Linked DNA regions of Mus musculus: region 1 is linked to region 2. The links are chromatin contacts, found by Hi-C or POLR2A ChIA-PET in ENCODE. All regions are on one chromosome and are shown on one strand. The core of a region is the stretch at or near the end of the contact, and the rest is flanking DNA. Distances in the headings are between cores, read along the strand shown.

Region 1 (3,377 bases), core at 197-2,696, 45 kb before region 2:
CCTGGACTATAACTTGATCATGTACCTTCAAAGCAACAGTGACTGGCTGTGGGTGTAGTGGGATGATTCTCGGGGGTTGGAGATCCCACTTTCCGGAGGCTTCTTCCTCCTGCAGGCTTTTGATCATTTGCTGCAGTTTCTCTAGGTGGTGCTGGGCAGTTAGGCGCCGGGTAAGGACCCCGAGGAGGGGAGGCAGGCCAGAGTCCAGCAGGGAGTATCGACTCCACTCCATTCTCATGATCTTCATTTTCTGCTTCAGATCCTCAGCCACTATGTCCCGGAATGGCAGTGGTTTACTCTCTGAAGCCAAGATCAGCGGGGTGAGGGGATGAGGAGAGGGAGGAAGAAGGCACAACTCATCTGCCAGACTCCACCCCTCATGAAGACAAGGCATGGACTGGCCCCTTTGGAGCCAGGAATGGACTGGTGAGGTGGGGAATTGGTGACTCTCACTGCTGGGAGAATGACTAGGCAGTGGTACCATCGGTGAGGGTCTCGATTCAATTTCTTTATCCTTTATCATGGAGGGCACCCAGAGGAGCTGCTGTCTACTCTTCAGCTGGGGGATGGATTTCAACTCTTCCACTGGATCAGGTTCGGGCTCACTGGGGAAATCATATGGGCGGCTGAGTTGGACAAGGTAGTTCAGGTTGAGGCTAGAGCACGGCATGTGGTCTAAGCCAGTGCTGTGAGGCCAGGGGATTGGACAGAGCTTGAAAGTCCCAGGGGGACAGGGAGGAGGACGCAATTTGACTATGCCTCCCTGGGCGTGCTTTAAATTTAGCAGGGTCTGAAAATCAGCCAGCAGACAGCGATAGACATCAGGACTGGTGAGGAAAACTGTGCAATCCCTGGCAAGGTTTACTGCCAACCGGCTGAGGGTGGCTGATTCAGTGAAGACCCTTCTAGAGGTCGGCAGGGTCACCAGCAGGTGCAGGTAGCGTACGAAGAGCTGCTCACTACTGATCAGCACGTAGGACTCGAGCCGCTGCCGCAGCTTCTGGTTGTTTTCGTAGTCCAGAATGGGTTCTATAGGAGGTTCCCGCCAGTTGCACTTCAGCTCTTCTAGAATAACCTCAGTGAGACGAAGTCGGTCCTTGGCAGTTACTCGTGCCGCCCGCCCGCTGCTTGCTAGCCGCTTGGACACTTGGCGGCACAGCGGCCCAACTTTCAGCTTCGCCAGCGGGATGGATTGCAAGGGCGTGGCATCTTGAGAGGGGCGCTTCGGAGGCTCTGGAGGAGGCTTCGCCTTGCTGGGGAAGAGCGACAGCGGACTCAGCAACCGGTGGTAAATCGGCTTGAGGTCAGGTTCCTGACTGTGTGGTTCCATCTTTACCAGGTGGTTCCGGCTGAGCGGGTAGAGGACGCCAAATGGTTACTAAGGAAACTGCATCAATGCGCCTGCGCAGCCGGTAGCACTACCGGACAGCTCAGAGGCCTCAGCCTAGGGAGCGCACGCGCCAAGGAGGTGGAGCTAAGGGCGGCCTCCGAGACTCCGCCCATCCCACAAAGTAGAGTTGTGTTGGTCTCTGGACCCTACCGGTTCGGTGCGGCCTAGGCAGTGACAACAGCTAGGATGGCTTCGAAGTCGGGGGACGGTGGGACTGTGTGTGCGGTGAGTGAAAGCTTCATGTGGAGCCTCGCATAACTTCAGCCCTTGGGGTGATCAATATCTTGGGAAGCCAGGAAAGAACAGGCTCCTGGGGAGGTGAAATTCCGGGGTTAGGACGGAGATGCCCCTCACGGGAGGGGGGTTGGTGGTAAAGACCGCGATCCTGGAATGTTCATGAGATAATAAAGGAGGAATTTGAAGAGAAGTCAAGTGCAATGTGTGCAAAGAGACATAGGGGATGAGGTGGCGAGTAAGGATCATGTCTGACATGTGCCCTGGCCTTGCTTCCCTTACAGTTGGAGTTTGCAGTGCAGATGAGTTGTCAGAGCTGTGTGGATGCTGTGCACAAGACCCTGAAAGGGGTGGCAGGTAAGAGTAGACAATCTTTCTGGGATCAGCCAGGGGTTTGTGTTTAGCCGTATTCCGGTTGCATAGATGCAGAAAGAATGAAAGGAAGTTTCTCAGAGTCCGGGAGATGCAGAGCCTAGAGTATAGGCCTCAAGCTTTGCCTAGCCAGAGCTTTCTTCTAGTACAAACTGCCTGTCCAGCTGCTGAACAGCATGGAACTAGCCAGAGTATAGAGCACTTCCTACCAAGGGCATTCTAGAGGGGGAGGGGGGCGGGCATTTGAGGTCTGGCTTGGGAAATAGAACAGTTCTGAGAAAGCAGACAACATCCCTGGCCCAATTCAGGGACTTTAAGCCAGGAGGTCTGCAGGTGGGTGACCTGGCAGAAGAGGAAAGATATGAAAGGCAGAGTCATTTTCCTGACGCTAGAAACTGGCTGTTTTGGATTCTGTTAAATGTTCATTCAACCTTTCAGCCAGTATAGATTAGACACTGGGGGTTTCTGAGGGAAAATGTTTACCCCTATGCTTAGGTAAAGATCGTATAAGCTTTGGCAAAGGAGCGCTCCTAGAACACTTCCTTGGGAAGCCATGGTGGCAAAGGGAAAGAAGGAGATGAGAGTCTGAAGCCAGGACACTGGCAGGGGTGGGGTGGGGAACCCCAGTGCGTATAGTTCCACAGATGTACAGCTTCGTGCTTATTTTCTGTGTTTCTGTTTCTTCAGTGTTTGAACAGTGTTCATAGCTCAGTGTTGTCATGAGGAGTGAATTAGTTGATACAAGTCTTGAGCCTGTAGTGAGAGCCCACTCAATTTCAGGGGATTGTAAGAGGAAAGAGGAGAAAAGCTTACAGGCAAAGGTGGGGTTTTAGGAGGACGATTGAGGGGACTGATTGTTTTGTTTTATTTTGAGATAAGGTCTTTCTCCACATAGCCCTGGCTTTCCTGGAACTCACTATGTAGGCCAGGCTGGCCTGCAGTTCACAGAGATCTGCTTACCTTTACCCCCGAGTGCTGAGATGAAAGTTGTGCGTGCGTGCGTGCGCCACCACACCTGACCTGGAACTATTATTTGATTTATTATTAGTGAGTGTGTGCATGATGTGCTTGGAGGAGGGCTTGTGCATGTGGAGGTCAAGAACAACTCCAGAGCTGGTTCTCTGCTTCCAGCTGTCTTGTGTAGCATGAACAGTTCACCCAGGGCTGGAGAGATGACTTAGCAACTAAGAGCACTAACTGCTCTTCCAGAGGTCCTGAGTTCAATTTCCAGCAATCATCTGTAGTGGGATCTGATGCCCTCTCTGGTGTGTATGTACTCACATACATAAAATTAATAATTTTTTTAAAAAAGCACAAAAAGAAACAAAAAACAAAAAACCCAAACAAACCAAAAAGCAGAACCAAACCCGAAAAGTTCATC
Region 2 (3,676 bases), core at 566-3,065:
GTGCGCCAACAGGCCTGGCCTGAATAATGTATTCTGAATAGGTAGAGACAATAAAGCCAGTCTATCTGGAGGGCTGGTAATAACTAAGGAGACTGGATGGGTAGGTTTGTTAGACCACGAAGCTTGGATCCCCGTCCCCGGTTTTTCCTTTAGACCAAGTCACACTATATAGGCCTGGCAAGCTTGGGACTTGCTGTATAGACCGTCTGGCATTTAACTCCAGCGGTGGTATTGTCTGGAGACTATTTCCACTTGGGGATTGGTCACAGGGTGAGGGCTGTCTGTCTGTCTGCACACTGTGGGGATAGTGGTTCCCTTGGCTTGTTAGCAGGCTCTTCCCCTTCAGACCGGGAGCCAGTCCAGTTTAGTGGAGTGAATTGGTCTTGTTTGCTACTGTAACCCCAACCTCCAGGAATTTTGGCATAAGAAAGATGATTAAACTGAGAGAAAATGATTTCTATACCCTATGCATTTCTGGGTGCATATTGAGATGTGGCTGTGCATTTTAGATCCCCTCTGAAAGGGCCTGTGCAGGACAGCAGAACTTGTATTACAGATCTCAGGTGGCTTTTACTCAGTCTCAGGTGCTGCAGAATGAAGCCATGGCCATATTTAATGTCATATTGTTACTTTTTAAGGGGCCTATTTCCTAGCCTTAAATTATAGACTAATTTTCTGCTATAGAATCCAGTAGCTTATTTTCTGTCTCTGCCTTTTGTTTGACTTTTTCTTTCTTTTGTGGCAGTTTTGGGAGGTAGTATGCTCTATTTGTTATTTTACTCCCAATCATCCTGTTCTCATGAAGTTCCCCCTGCTTTCTGCCTGTTCACCTTTAAGTTCTCCATTCAGCACCTTTCCCGGTTATCTCCATCTTAAGAAGCTGCGTTGCAGAGGGTCATGACTAAAGTTGCTTGCTCAATGAGTATGGGATTATGTGAAGCAGCCAGTGGGTGAGAAAAATGTGATGAGGGAATTTGGACCCTGTGAAGAATGTTCGTTTGTACTTGTTTACAGCTGATTGTCACAAGCCTTTTTTCCAAGGTCAGTTTTAGGGAATTTAAACTTAGTTTTGGCTAATGGAGCCCAATAAAACCAAACAAAATCAAAAATTGCTGTTCCCGTTTTTTGTTTTGTTTTTTGTTTCTTCTCTTGGCGGGGTGAAGTTGGGGTGGGATGGGGTGTCGATTTTCAATCTCTGTTTTTCACACCTTTTGGGGAGGTGGGAGGCTGTTTCCTAAAGGGAACCTTAACCCCTGTGTCTCCTACGTCTCTGACCACCCTATTGTCTGGGCCATTGAACTGTTATCGAAGCTGGATCCACTGACTGTTTTAGAGTTTTAAAATTACATAAAGATACTTATAATTTTGGTAACTTGAGACTCAGAAGGACTACATTGGAAAGTGGGGGTTGCTTTTTAAGTAGGGGCGGGAGCTTGGCTATCGCCGGGAGGTCTGGGTAGGTTGACTGATGCAATATCCACGTTGCGGGGCGTGGTGACGCTCAGCTAGGGACCGGTGCGGAATTGTGGTGACAGAACTTGAATTTTGTCAGGATGTGCACGTGTAAGTGACAAAATGTGAAAGCTTAACAAAGTTGGGAGCCACGAAGCTACAGGTTGCCCCACTGACGCACGGCACCTTGTTCATTCTGCCTAATGGCTGGCCGCGCTTTGAAGAATTCCGCGTTTCTAGCTCCACCTTCAGATGGACCTCTTGCCCAATCAGTGGCTTCAGTTTCACTAGGCTGGGTGCTCATTGGCTTTCATATAAAAGGTCCAGGTTACTGACGTTTCCACCTCTTCCTGGCCTCTCAGGTAATTGGCGTTCCGGGTAACCAATCAGGAAGAGGATCTCCGGGAACGCCAGCCTTTTACTTTACCGAACGGCCAATCCGGTGGGTAGGTTCACCCCTCTTTCTACCCAGAGTCACTGCTGTGGCCGCCGCCATTTTAGCGTTTTGTCAGAACCGTCCGCGCTGCAAGGAGGAGGACCTGCAGGTATCCATGCGGTGAGATACTCCACGTTCTTCCACTGTGTTCTTTTCTCTGTTAAAAAAACTTACCTGACTCCGGTGGGTGTCAGGGTTGGCATAGTGGGGTTGCGGTCTGCGCACCCGTCCCTGAGAGCCGACATCGGTCCTCGACTTAGTGCGGTAAGCCTGAAACAACCTTCCTCCAAGTCCTCGTTCTCTACTCCCGGAATAGCTTTCTTTTGTCCACCTTACCCTCTGCTTTGCTCAATCTTCTTTGGGGTTTCCACCTAGATAAATCTTAGATTTAGGCTGGAGAATCTGTCATGCCCTGGGCATTGTTGGCTTCCTCACCAAACTGTAGCACCAGTCTTTGACCAGTTCTTCTGTAGGAGCCTGTAATGACATGCCCCACCCCCACCCCCACCCCAGAGGACTCCTCCTACTCGGGCATTTTCTATATTTCCCTGCTTTTTATCTGGTTGATCCCGGAACTCACTACTCCGAGTGAAATTCCCACTTTTCCGGAAATGGTTGCTAAGAGAGGAAGAGCTAATTTGAAGTAATTATAATTAGCAAGTCTAGTAGTTAGAATCTTGTTTTCAAATGTCAAAGTGAGTAGCTCTCAGTACCTGTAGCATTTTTTTTATTTATGCTGAAAACTTAGAGCGTTATTCCTTTGTCTGGGGCAGGGGAAGTGTAACTCAGTGGCGGAATACTTGCCTATAATGTACCGTGCTGTAGGTTGGAGCCACACCGCAAAATCCCCTTTGTCTACAAAAGTCTGCCTTGTTACATTTTTCCTCTTTATAGAACTTCTTGTGAGAAATAGAAGCAGGCTCTTGTTGAACTCCACATTTGTTACTGATTGGAGATGTAAGAGCATGCCTGTAGGAGAAAACTTTTGGGACTATGTGCTAAAGTGAAAGGAGATGATGGGAGCCATTTATTTATTTGATTTTTTTTTTCCCTTTTTTTAACAGTTGCTATGGACTTGAGGTCTTCTCCTAAAAATCTTGTTTCTCTACTTGCAGGCTGTGTGGAGATGGTGAAGCTGTTCATTGGAAATCTGCCCCGGGAGGCCACAGAGCAGGAGATCCGCTCACTCTTCGAGCAGTACGGGAAGGTGCTGGAATGTGACATCATTAAGAATTATGGCTTTGTGCACATAGAGGACAAGACGGCCGCTGAGGATGCCATACGCAACCTGCACCACTACAAGCTGCACGGAGTGAACATCAATGTGGAAGCCAGCAAGAATAAGAGCAAAGCTTCAACCAAGTTACACGTGGGCAACATCAGCCCCACTTGTACCAACCAAGAGCTTCGGGCCAAGTTTGAGGAGTACGGCCCAGTCATCGAATGTGACATCGTGAAAGATTATGCCTTTGTACACATGGAGCGGGCAGAGGATGCGGTGGAGGCCATCAGGGGCCTCGACAACACAGAGTTTCAAGGTGAATCACTCTTTTGGAGTGCTCAGTACAAGGCTGTTAGGAATGAATTGGTTGAGAAAAGGAAGGCATTGGGATGGAAGGATTTTGCTGGCTGATGAAGGATCAGTGATACACTTGAACAAAAGCTTTTGTGTGTGTGTGTGTGTGTGTGTGTGTGTGTTTTCATGTTCTCTCCTACCATGTGGGTCCCGTGGATGGAACTCAGGTAGTTAGGTGACAAGGGCTTCTTTTACTTGTGGAATAGTCCACT

What was found. Hi-C counts contacts between places; a loop is a spot of excess contacts on that map. ChIA-PET counts read pairs that join two places held with the same protein, here RNA polymerase II (POLR2A).
Region 1: a loop to region 2 is called in a map of left cerebral cortex, with 5 times the contacts of the local background. The contact joins the promoter of Ccdc87 here to the promoter of Rbm4 in region 2. A Hi-C loop is called at or near these places in 1 of 37 maps with a recorded cell type or tissue (left cerebral cortex). POLR2A ChIA-PET finds 5 or more read pairs at or near these places in 3 of 5 experiments (Patski and embryonic stem cell).

Annotation. Positions count from the first base shown.
Region 1 is chr19:4,837,435-4,840,811 of GRCm38, reverse strand. It overlaps Ccdc87 (coiled-coil domain containing 87), which reads right to left and starts at 1,446. Exons shown (of 1, transcript NM_207268.3): 1 at 1-1,446. The coding sequence starts at 1,330. Ccs (copper chaperone for superoxide dismutase) reads left to right here and starts at 1,490. Exons shown (of 8, transcript NM_016892.3): 1 at 1,490-1,615; 2 at 1,909-1,981. The coding sequence starts at 1,577.
Region 2 is chr19:4,792,148-4,795,823 of GRCm38, reverse strand. It overlaps Rbm4 (RNA binding motif protein 4), which reads left to right and starts at 1,815. Exons shown (of 4, transcript NM_001290122.1): 1 at 1,815-2,008; 2 at 3,004-3,426. The coding sequence starts at 3,015. Gm21992 (predicted gene 21992) reads left to right here. Exons shown (of 3, transcript NR_157185.1): 2 at 1,815-2,008.